Linked DNA regions of Homo sapiens: regions 1 and 2 are each linked to region 3. A link is a contact called in ENCODE Hi-C or POLR2A ChIA-PET data. All regions are on one chromosome and are shown on one strand. The core of a region is the stretch at or near the end of the contact, and the rest is flanking DNA. Distances in the headings are between cores, read along the strand shown.

Evidence for each region. Hi-C counts contacts between places; a loop is a spot of excess contacts on that map. ChIA-PET counts read pairs that join two places held with the same protein, here RNA polymerase II (POLR2A). Pooled maps may share reads with other maps.
Region 1: a map of naive thymus-derived CD4-positive, alpha-beta T cell shows a loop between it and region 3 (15-fold over the local background). The contact joins the promoter of SMARCE1 here to the promoter of KLHL11 in region 3. A Hi-C loop is called at or near these places in 1 of 168 maps with a recorded cell type or tissue (naive thymus-derived CD4-positive, alpha-beta T cell) and 6 of 50 pooled maps. POLR2A ChIA-PET finds 5 or more read pairs at or near these places in 1 of 52 experiments (activated naive CD8-positive, alpha-beta T cell).
Region 2: a pooled map shows a loop between it and region 3 (4-fold over the local background). The contact joins the promoter of NBR2 here to the promoter of KLHL11 in region 3. A Hi-C loop is called at or near these places in 1 of 50 pooled maps. POLR2A ChIA-PET finds 5 or more read pairs at or near these places in 2 of 52 experiments (K562 and activated CD4-positive, alpha-beta T cell).

The regions. Positions count from the first base shown.
Region 1 is chr17:40,646,206-40,649,526 of GRCh38, forward strand. SMARCE1 (SWI/SNF related BAF chromatin remodeling complex subunit E1) reads right to left here and starts at 1,613. Exons shown (of 11, transcript NM_003079.5): 1 at 1,568-1,613. RefSeq lists a silencer at 1,852-2,146.
Region 2 is chr17:43,124,307-43,127,952 of GRCh38, forward strand. NBR2 (neighbor of BRCA1 lncRNA 2) reads left to right here and starts at 1,251. Exons shown (of 8, transcript NR_138145.1): 1 at 1,251-1,464. It overlaps BRCA1 (BRCA1 DNA repair associated), which reads right to left and starts at 1,058. Exons shown (of 23, transcript NM_007294.4): 1 at 965-1,058. RefSeq lists silencers at 354-389, 2,413-2,430, promoters at 1,043-2,799, 1,043-1,309, cis regulatory regions at 1,110-1,132, 1,294-1,302, 1,979-2,008, 2,359-2,388 and enhancers at 1,110-1,132, 1,239-1,368, 1,265-1,289, 1,419-1,508, 2,437-3,250.
Region 3 is chr17:41,863,868-41,867,202 of GRCh38, forward strand. KLHL11 (kelch like family member 11) reads right to left here and starts at 1,556. Exons shown (of 2, transcript NM_018143.3): 1 at 959-1,556. The coding sequence starts at 1,503. ACLY (ATP citrate lyase) reads right to left here. Exons shown (of 29, transcript NM_001096.3): 29 at 3,051-3,335. RefSeq lists a silencer at 1,517-1,706 and enhancers at 1,740-2,240, 2,241-2,741.

The sequences.
Region 1 (3,321 bases), core at 363-2,862, 1.2 Mb before region 3:
CAAGGCCTACCAGATACTGACAGCTCCCTGATCAGCAACTGTATCATGCTTTTGGGATAACAATTTTTATTAAAATTAGGCAGCATTTTATTCCTGGAAGCAGTGCAAAAGGTAATTGGTATGACAATGAACTTCACATTCTCTTATAATGGTAAATAGCTTCATAAATGCTGGGAATAAATTTTGAGAGTCTACCTGAAAAACTTTTATTCATCATTCACAGCCCATTTCAAAATTTTTCTCCTCAAGGGAACTTTCTTGATACATTACCTGGGCAGAATTAACTGCTCCCCCATCTGTATTCCTATACAGTTTACACAGATCTATATTATTATAACTTTTTTTTAACTTATCAATATGGCTAGATTGTATGCTACTTGGAAAGAGGGACCATGTCAGGACCTAGCTCAATTCTTAGGAAATTTTTTCCTAGTATTACCAGCTCACAACATAACCAGGCACATGTGAGCTTGTTCTTTACATCAACATACATCACAAATAGTGAGGTACAAAAAGACAAAAATTCATCTTTGGAAAGAAGGCAAATAAACTTCTATGACTATTGGAGGTATTTGCAACCAAACATGTGGAATAGATCTGATTTTTCGCTTCTATTATTAATTTTAAGGAAATTCCCTGGAGCATAAGGAATGAGTCCTGGTGTGGAAAGAAACAGCTCATTTTCTCAATGGTCCAACCTGAGTCTTTCCCTCTTAAAGAACAGCCAGAAACCTTTGACTCTGGTGTAGATTTCCTTTCTGCTCACATTAAGGGAGCTGTCAACATCCAGCAGGCCTCGCTGCAGGGGACCCTGACAACTAACATAAGCTCCCTGTACGTTATACTTCATTGTTAATACTTTAAAATTATTGCTCTCTTTTGCTAGAATACAAAATTTAAGAGTGGGCTTGTACATTTGTCCACCGTTGGATCCATCTTTGGTGCCTGGCATAAAAATAAATACCCGATAAATATTTGTTCAAGAAATACTTTATACGGGGTACGCTTATGACACTATTTCGCTTAACACTCACAAGTACTTTATATGTACAGCTATCCCCATTTTACAGATGAAACAAGGGAGTCTCGGAAAGTTTAAACAACTTGTCTGAAGCCATATGCAGCCAGGAAGTGCCAAAGTTGGGTTTCAAACCCAGGCCAAACTATTTCAGAGCTCTGCTCGTCCTCAAGTCGCTGCCTGAACCAATGGGGGAACCTTCTGCCCGGGTGGGGGGTGAACCACGGACCTGCCTTGCCCACGGCTTCCTGAGGTCGCTCTCTTTGTCTTGGAGAATGTACTTTACTAGCAACTCCCCTAAAACGGGGTATTCACAGGTGCTTTGACCAATTTCGGGGGACTGGCCTTGCCTCCAAGGAGGGGGCCCCAGATGGGACTCCCTCCCAACCCTCGCTCTGCTAGGCCTCAAGGAGGCCTCAACCGGCTCCTGGCTCTGGCCCCACGGCCAAGGCTGAACCCCAGCAACCCCCGGGAACTCGGGGTCTAGCCAAGCGGGGACACCACGACTTGCACCCACCGACCCGGTCCGTCCCACTTGGAAACACTCACCCGCGGGCAGAAAAAGCGCCCGCAGCTCCGGCTTCGCTTCCCTTTGTCCCGCGCTCGCCCCGCCCCTCGCGTCCGGAGCTTCCGCACTCGCACTTTCCACACTCTTCTTAATTTTTTTTTTTTTCCGGGCCCCACCCGACCCTCTTTAGAAAAACTAACCTTCTAGTGAAGATGCGGTGATGCTTAGCACACTCAGGGATTTTTTTCAGGACCCATTGGATCCTCAAAACTCCCCGAATTTTGATACTTTCCCAGCCGGGCGCTGATTCGTCACGGCGAAGAGGGCCGAGGAGGCCCGACCTAACACAGAATAGGCCTGGGTTTAGCGGCTGTGAGGAGCCGGAGCCGCCGCAGCGACCGAGGAAGTGGCGGGAGGTGCCGAGCCTTGCGGAGGGGCGGTGGGGGCCGCGGTGGGAGACGGCGGATGGCGCTCAGCGCGAGGCCGCGGAACCACTGTGGCAGCAAGCAGTTCGGCCAGACTCCCGCTGAGCCCGCTCCTGGAGGGGCCCTCCCCGACTCCGGTCTTGCTTTCCTTTAGGCTGTGGGTCAGAGTCTACACTTCACTAAACCTGGGATGGAGGCGTGGAGGACTTGCTTCGCGGCGTTTGCGTCCTCGCAGGCGCCTCGCAGGGCTTCCTGCCCTCACGGCGGGGGAGTAGCTTTGGCGAAAATCAGCACGAGTTCTGCAGTTTTTCCAAGCGCTTTTAGGGTGTAATCGTCCCAGGTTTCTAAGCCAAGGCCCGGAGAGTTGACCCCCTCGCAACAGCTTGTGTGTCCTTGCAGCGCCGCGGGTGCCACCTGGTCTCCGCCTCAGCGCTGCCTCGGCTCCTTCGGTTCCCACCAGCGGGAACGACCGTCCCCACTTTCAGCTTAAACTCATCTGTCCTTCTGGATCCAGCTCAGAGGTCTCTTTGTGATGCCCTCCTGGAACTTCCCCCCTAGTAATCCTTCCTTTGTATTCCCGTGGCTCTTTGATAATAATGGTTGGAGTCCTGAACCCGACCCTTTGTATCGGACCGTGTTTGTCATCTCCAGTGCTTTATGAAGGCCTTGAAAGCAAGGTTCAGCCGTCTGTATTGGTCATCTTCCCATTGCCAGTGCCTACGAAGGGCTTGACCCATTCATTGTTAGACGCTCAGTAAGTGTGTATTGAGGCAGCCCTCTGTGCCACTCCAGGGCTCTTTCCACTAAATCATGAGTATGTTGGTTTACCAGATGGAATGAGTAGCCTCTTCTTTGGATACATAAACACCCGATGGATATTGTGGGTCACTGTGGAGGGAGAATGAACGTATGGGATCCCTGACCTGTGGTTACTGGAAAACAGTTGACATTTAGAGAGAGGCTGAATTCTTGGGCTTCCCGTAGCCCCCATCCTGAGTGTGCCAACAGGGACTAGAAGCATCTCTAGTCTGCAAAGCGAGGAACAAGTGATACTCTGTCCAATTTTTCCAATATTGTTATACTCATGAATAGAGATTAATGAAATTGAAGAGCATATTCAAGAGAAAGACTAAAGGAGAAGTCGTCTGCCCCGTGGACAGGCAGCTTGAGTGGTGCTTGAGAAAATGTACATGAAATTGCTTGTTAAAAAATATTCACGCCTGTAATCCCAGCTCTTTTGGGAGGCCGAGGCGGGCAGATTACTAGGTCAGGAGATCGAGACCATCCTGGCTAACACGGTGAAACCCCGTCCCTACTAAAAATACAAAAACAAAATTAGCCGGGCGTGGCGGCGGGCGCCTGTGGTCCCA
Region 2 (3,646 bases), core at 1-2,500, 1.3 Mb after region 3:
TAAATTCTGAATTTTTTCACATATTGCTGCCAACCCCTTGGGTCTTTTCCTTTCTCCAAGAAAGAGAAAGCTACAGAGGAGTGACTGACCGGGTAGGTGGTGGTAGCCTTAGCTTTCTCCAATGTTTCTGGTTGTTTTCTTTTTCTTGCATAAAACCAAAATCAACAACGACCAAACCAACACCAATCAAGGCCTCCCCGCCCCTAACCTTTCCCAGTGACCTGCTCTCATCTCTGGATCCTCCTCAAGCACATCCCTGCCGGCAGCATCTGTTACTACTGACGCTCCTCTACTTCCCTCTTGCGCTTTCTCAATGGCGCAAATGGATCCAGTTCTTAAGTTCTCCCTCCCACAAAATCCTGTCTCCTCCCCTTCCCAGACATATTCCTGGCACCTCTTCTTCCACAAGGTCCCATCCTCTCATACATACCAGCCGGTGTTTTTTGTTTTGTTTTGTTTTGTTTTGTTTTGAGACAGTCTCGCTCTGTCGCCCAGGCTGGAGTGCAATGGCGCGATCTCGGCTCACTGCAACCTCCGCCTCCCGGGTTCTAGCGATTCTCCTGCCTCAGCCTCCTGAGTAGCTGGAGCGGCACCACGCCCGGCTAATTTTTGTATTTTTAGTAGAGACGGAGTTTCACCACGTTGGTCAGGCTGGTCTGGAACTCCTGACCTCATGACCAGCCGACGTTTTTAAAGACATAGTGTCCCCCTCAAGGCATATTCCAGTTCCTATCACGAGGATTCCCCCACGGACACTCAGTGCCCCCTTCCTGATCCTCAGCGCTTCCCTCGCGACCTACAAACTGCCCCCCTCCCCAGGGTTCACAACGCCTTACGCCTCTCAGGTTCCGCCCCTACCCCCCGTCAAAGAATACCCATCTGTCAGCTTCGGAAATCCACTCTCCCACGCCAGTACCCCAGAGCATCACTTGGGCCCCCTGTCCCTTTCCCGGGACTCTACTACCTTTACCCAGAGCAGAGGGTGAAGGCCTCCTGAGCGCAGGGGCCCAGTTATCTGAGAAACCCCACAGCCTGTCCCCCGTCCAGGAAGTCTCAGCGAGCTCACGCCGCGCAGTCGCAGTTTTAATTTATCTGTAATTCCCGCGCTTTTCCGTTGCCACGGAAACCAAGGGGCTACCGCTAAGCAGCAGCCTCTCAGAATACGAAATCAAGGTACAATCAGAGGATGGGAGGGACAGAAAGAGCCAAGCGTCTCTCGGGGCTCTGGATTGGCCACCCAGTCTGCCCCCGGATGACGTAAAAGGAAAGAGACGGAAGAGGAAGAATTCTACCTGAGTTTGCCATAAAGTGCCTGCCCTCTAGCCTCTACTCTTCCAGTTGCGGCTTATTGCATCACAGTAATTGCTGTACGAAGGTCAGAATCGCTACCTATTGTCCAAAGCAGTCGTAAGAAGAGGTCCCAATCCCCCACTCTTTCCGCCCTAATGGAGGTCTCCAGTTTCGGTAAATATAAGTAATAAGGATTGTTGGGGGGGTGGAGGGAAATAATTATTTCCAGCATGCGTTGCGGAATGAAAGGTCTTCGCCACAGTGTTCCTTAGAAACTGTAGTCTTATGGAGAGGAACATCCAATACCAGAGCGGGCACAATTCTCACGGAAATCCAGTGGATAGATTGGAGACCTGTGCGCGCTTGTACTTGTCAACAGTTATGGACTGGAGTGTTATGTTTTCGTATTTTGAAAGCAGAAACTAGGCCTTAAAAAGATACGTACAACTCTTTAGGGAGACTACAATTCCCATCCAGCCCCAGGAGTCTGGGGCAAGTAGTCTTGTAAGGTCAGTGGCCTGCGGGGACGCAGTGAGCGCCGAATTTGCCTGGGGCAGGGGAAATGCGCTCTGGCCCATGTCTGCGCACTCGTAGTTCCACCCCTCAGCCCCAGTGTTTGTTATTTTTCGGGTTCAGCTTGCTTTTGCCCCGTCTCCGTCGACGCAATCGCCACCAGTCAATGGGGTGGTCGTTTTGAGGGACAAGTGGTAAGAGCCAATCTTCTTGGCGAAAACGCGGAGAAACGGGACTAGTTACTGTCTTTGTCCGCCATGTTAGATTCACCCCACAGAGATAGCGGCAGAGCTGGCAGCGGACGGTCTTTGCATTGCCGCCTCCCCAGGGGGCGGGAAGCTGGTAAGGAAGCAGCCTGGGTTAGCTAGGGGTGGGGTCACGTCACACTAAGAGGGTTTGGAGAAGTTCAAGGGAGGAATCCTGCAAAGAAGAGGGGCGACTTTTTCCGTGTCTCCGGACAGCTAATCGTTTTAGTGACAGGATGAGAGAGCCCTTCGTGTTCTGAGGGACCGAGTGGGCGAAAAGCGCCGGAGAGTTGGAGAGTCTGTGGTTCAGAATGCGAGGTGACAACGTGCTAGCAGCCCTCGCTCGCTCTCGGCGCCTCCTCGGCCTTGGCGTCCATTCTGGCCGTGCTGGAGGAGCCCTTCAGCCCGCCACTGCGCTGTGGGGGCCCCTCTCTGGGCTGGCCGAAGCCAGAGCCGGCTCCCTCTGCTTGCGGGGAAGTGTGGAGGGAGAGGCGGGTGTGGGAACTGGGGCTGCGCGCAGCGCTCGCCAGCCAGCGCGAGTTCCAGGTGGGCGCGGGCTCAGCGGGCCCCGCACCCCCGGCCCCGGGCAGTCAGGGGCCTAGCACCCGGGCCAGCAGCTGCAGAGGGTGCGCCGGGTCCCCCAGCACTGCCGGCCCGCCTGCACCCCGCTTGAATTCTCACCGGGCCCCAGCCGCCCTGCACAGGGCAAGGCTCAGGACCTGCAGCCCGCCATGCCCGAGCCCCCTCCCAACCCCTGTGAGCTCCAGCGTGGCCTGAGCCTCCCCGACGGGCACCGCCCCCTGCTCCTCAGCGCCCGGTCCCATCGACTGCCCAAGGGCTGAGAGGAGTGCAGGCGCCCGGCACAGCCCTGCGCAGGATCCACTAGGTGAAGCCAGCTGGGCTCCTGAGTCAGATGGGGACTTGGAAAACTTTTATGTCTAGCCTGAGGATTTTATATGCACCAGTCAGCACTCTGTGTCTAGCTTGGGGTTTGGGGATGCACCAATCAGCACTCTGTATCTAGCTAATCTGGTGGGCACTTGGAGAACTTCTGTGTCTAGCTAAAGGATTGTAAATGCACCAATCAGTGCTCTGTGTCTAGCTCAAGGTTTGCAAATGCACCAATCAGCACTCTGTGTCTAGCTAAAGGTTTGTAAACGCACCAATCAGTGCTCTGTGTCTAGCAAATGTAGTGGGGACTTGGAGAATTTTTATGTCTAGCTAGAGGATTGTAAATGCACCAATCAGCACTCTGTGTATATCTAGCTCAGGGATTGTAAATGCACCAATCAGCACCCTGTCAAAACGGACCAATTAGCTCTCTGTAAAATGGACCAATCAACAGGATGTGGGTGGGGTCAGATAAGGGAATAAAAGCAGGCTGCCCCGCTGGGTGCCAGTGGCTCACACCTGTAATCCCAGCAATTTGGGAGGCCTAGAGGGGTGGATCACGAGGTCAAGAGATCGAGACCATCCTGGCTAACACAGTGAAACCCCGACTCTACTAAAAAGACAAAATATTAGCTGGGTGCGGTGGTGGGTGCCTGTAATCCCCTCTACTGGGGAGGTTGAGGCAGGAGAATGGCGTGAACCCGGGA
Region 3 (3,335 bases), core at 306-2,805:
TCTATGTACTCCCCCCATGCTTTATTTTTCATCAGTGATGACAATCATCCAACAGGCTATACATTTAACAATCATCCAACAGGCTATACATTTTACTTATTTACCGTCCATCTACCAACCTAAGTGCGATAAGGAAAAGGACTTTTGTCTGTTTTGATCACTGCTGAAACCCTAGCACCTTAGAATCCCGCATCTGAGCTGATGCGTAATAGGCGCTCAATAGGCATTTTTGTTAATGTATCTGTAAGATGATAATTGCCAAAACAAACGCCTCTCCATCTCTATAAACGGTATTACCTGCCTTCTAACCAGTCTCTGGAGCATTCCTGCTCCCTACAATCCGTTTAACACAGTGGCAGAATAATATTAAAATATTTAAATGAGCTATTTCTTTACCCAGCTTCCTATCACACTTAGTGAAATCCAAACTCCTTATTCCAACGCATCTCACGCATCCTTCTCCCCTTCATCCACTAGATCCAGCCTCACTGGACTATATTTTAATTCTCTTCTCTAAGCCAAACTGGATCCTGCCTGAGGGCGTTTGCGCTGTCTGGAATATTCATTCCCCATCTTTGCACGGTCAGTTATTTTTTGACATTCAGAGGTCGATCTAAACTTCACCTCTTCAGAAAGATCTTTATTCAATCCCTAGCCTTTCATTCCTTTTGAACGTCAGCACAACAGTTACCACATACTGACTTTCCTTTTCATCACTTTTGTCCCATCACCTAGTATCTGAGCTCCTTGGGCGCGGGGCGCCCTCGCCGGACCTGATGGTGCATCCTCCTCGCCCACCGCGGTGGCTGCCCCCAAGCAGGCGCTCAGCGAGTGTGAAACCAATGCATTCACTCAGGACTCGCGAGCTGCCGTGGCAGGCACTGCCCTCCCCTCCGCCAGCGAGCATCTCCCCCTCTCCGCGCCCGCCGCCCTCCGCGCTCCCGCCTCCCTCGCCTACCTGTCGGCCAACTCCAGCACCTCGTGCACGCTGCCCGTGCTGACGCGGATGCGCCCGGTGTACATGTACTCGATTACGGCTTCCACTGTGTCGGGTTCGGGCCCCGGCTCGGAGCTCCACTTGCGCATCTCCACCCGTCCCGAGCGGGACTCGGAAAACTGGCCCGAGAGCAGGGGCGTGAAGTACTCGGTGGCGGCAGCCAGTACCGAGCGGTGGGCCCGGAACTCGCGGCCTCCAGCCCCGCCGAAGCACAGGGTAATGTCGCAGAAGAGGCCCTGGCGCCGCTGCTCGTTCTGCCGCCAGGACAGCTCTGAGCAGTGAGAGCTGCACTCGAAATCCTCGGCTTCTGGGCCCGGATCGCCCCCGCTCGCCTCCATTGCAGAGATCCCCGGCCCAGGCCCGAAGTCCACCGTGCCGCTGCCTCGGACCTCGGCGGCCAGTCCTGCCGAGCCGGCGGCGGCCGTCTCCATGCTCTCCATCTCCAGTACCTGAAGAGATGCAGCCGCGGCCGCCGCCGCCGCCGCCGCCACTGCCGCAGCCGCCATCTTGACGCCGCTGCGCCCGGCCTCCACAGCCTCGGAACGATGCGGCTGTTGGTACGACACAGAGGGATTCTGGGATTAAATAGTGCGCGCGGGGCGGGGCCAGGTCGCCCGCCGGCCGCACATGCGCCGCCTCGCCTCCAGCAGCGCCGCCTCGCCTCCAGCAGCGCCGCCTCGCCTCCAGCAGCGCCGCCTCGCCTCCAGCAGCTCTGCCTGCCTTGGTGAGGTCCGTCAGTAACAGTCGCCCAGTCCAGAAGACTTCGCCCCAGGCCTACCCCCAGGGCGTCGGTGCGAGTATGGCTCGCTTCCTTTCCTTAGTGGGTAGCATGCTCTCTGCAGTCATTTTGTCGAGTAAAGCCACCTTAGACCATCACCTGTTGTTAAAGCCTTGAGTGGCAATACAGGATTTTTATAAGATCTAGCCCCAGCTAAGTGGATGAGGGATGAATGAGTTACTCGTTATCCGTTTTTTTTTTTGTTTCTTTTTGTTTTTGTTTTGTTTTGGGTTTTTTGTTTTTTTTTTTTTTGAGACGGAGTCTCGCTCTGTCGCCCAGGCTGGAGTGCAGTGGCGCGCTCTTCGCTTATTGCAACCTCCGCTGCCCGGGTTCAAGCGATTCTTGTGCCTCAGCCTCCCGAGTAGCTGGGACTACAGGCGCCCGCCACCACTCCAGGCTAATTTTTTTTTTTTTTTTTTTTTTGAGACGGAGTCTCGCTCTGTCGCCCAGGCTGGAGTGCAGTGGCGCGCTCTTCGCTTATTGCAACCTCCGCCGCCCGGGTTCAAGCGATTCTTGTGCCTCAGCCTCCCGAGTAGCTGGGACTACAGGCGCCCGCCACCACTCCAGGCTAATTTTTTTTTTTTTTTTTTTTTTGAGACGGAGTCTCGCTCTGTCGCCCAGGCTGGAGTGCAGTGGCGCGGGTCTCGGCTCACTGCAACCTCCGCCTCCCGGGTTCACGCCATTCTCCTGCCTCAGCCTCCGGAGTAGCTGGGACTACAGGCGCCCGCCACCATGCCTGGCTAAGTTTTTGTATTTTTAATAGAGACGGGGTTTCACCGTGTTAGCCAGGATGGTCTCGATCTGCTGACCTCGTGATCCACCCGCCTCAGCCTCCCAAAGTGCTGGGATTACAGGCATGAGCCACCACGCCTGACCGTAGATGAGCATTTTTAAAACCATATATACTGAAACTATTAGTACAGTTCAGGCCAGGCCAGGCACAGTGGCTCACGCCTGTAACAGCACTTTGGGAGGCCAAGGAGGATGGATTGCTTGAGTCCATGAGTTCCAGAAGAGCCTGGGAAATACAGCAGAACCTTATCTCCACAAAAAATACAAAAGTTAGCCTGGAGTGGTGGCATGCTCCTGTAGTCCCAGCTACTTGGGAGGCTGGAGTGGGAGGACTGCTTGAGCCCAGGAGATGGAGGCTGCAGTGAGCTGTGATGGTGCCACTGTACTCCAGCCCTGGGGCGACAGAGTGATACCCTGTCTGGAAAAAAGTACAGTTACAAAGGAATACAGATCAAAGGATATGGATGCCAGGAGCCAGCAGTATGCCTTCATTGTTACTATATAGTTTATTTAAACCAGACTATGATAATACAGAGAAGAGACTGAGGTGGCAGCTGCCCAGAATCTTTGTGGATTACAGATGCAAAGTAGTTAGGAGTCCTTGGACCCACACTTCAGTTACAGACAGACAAATCAGCTGCATAAATACAGAGAACATAAGACACAAGACATTTCACAGCTTTCTGCATTTCCATTTTAAATGTATGTATGTTACAACTTTACATATTAAGTTACTACTCCACATATTTTGTGACAATGGCTAAGGAT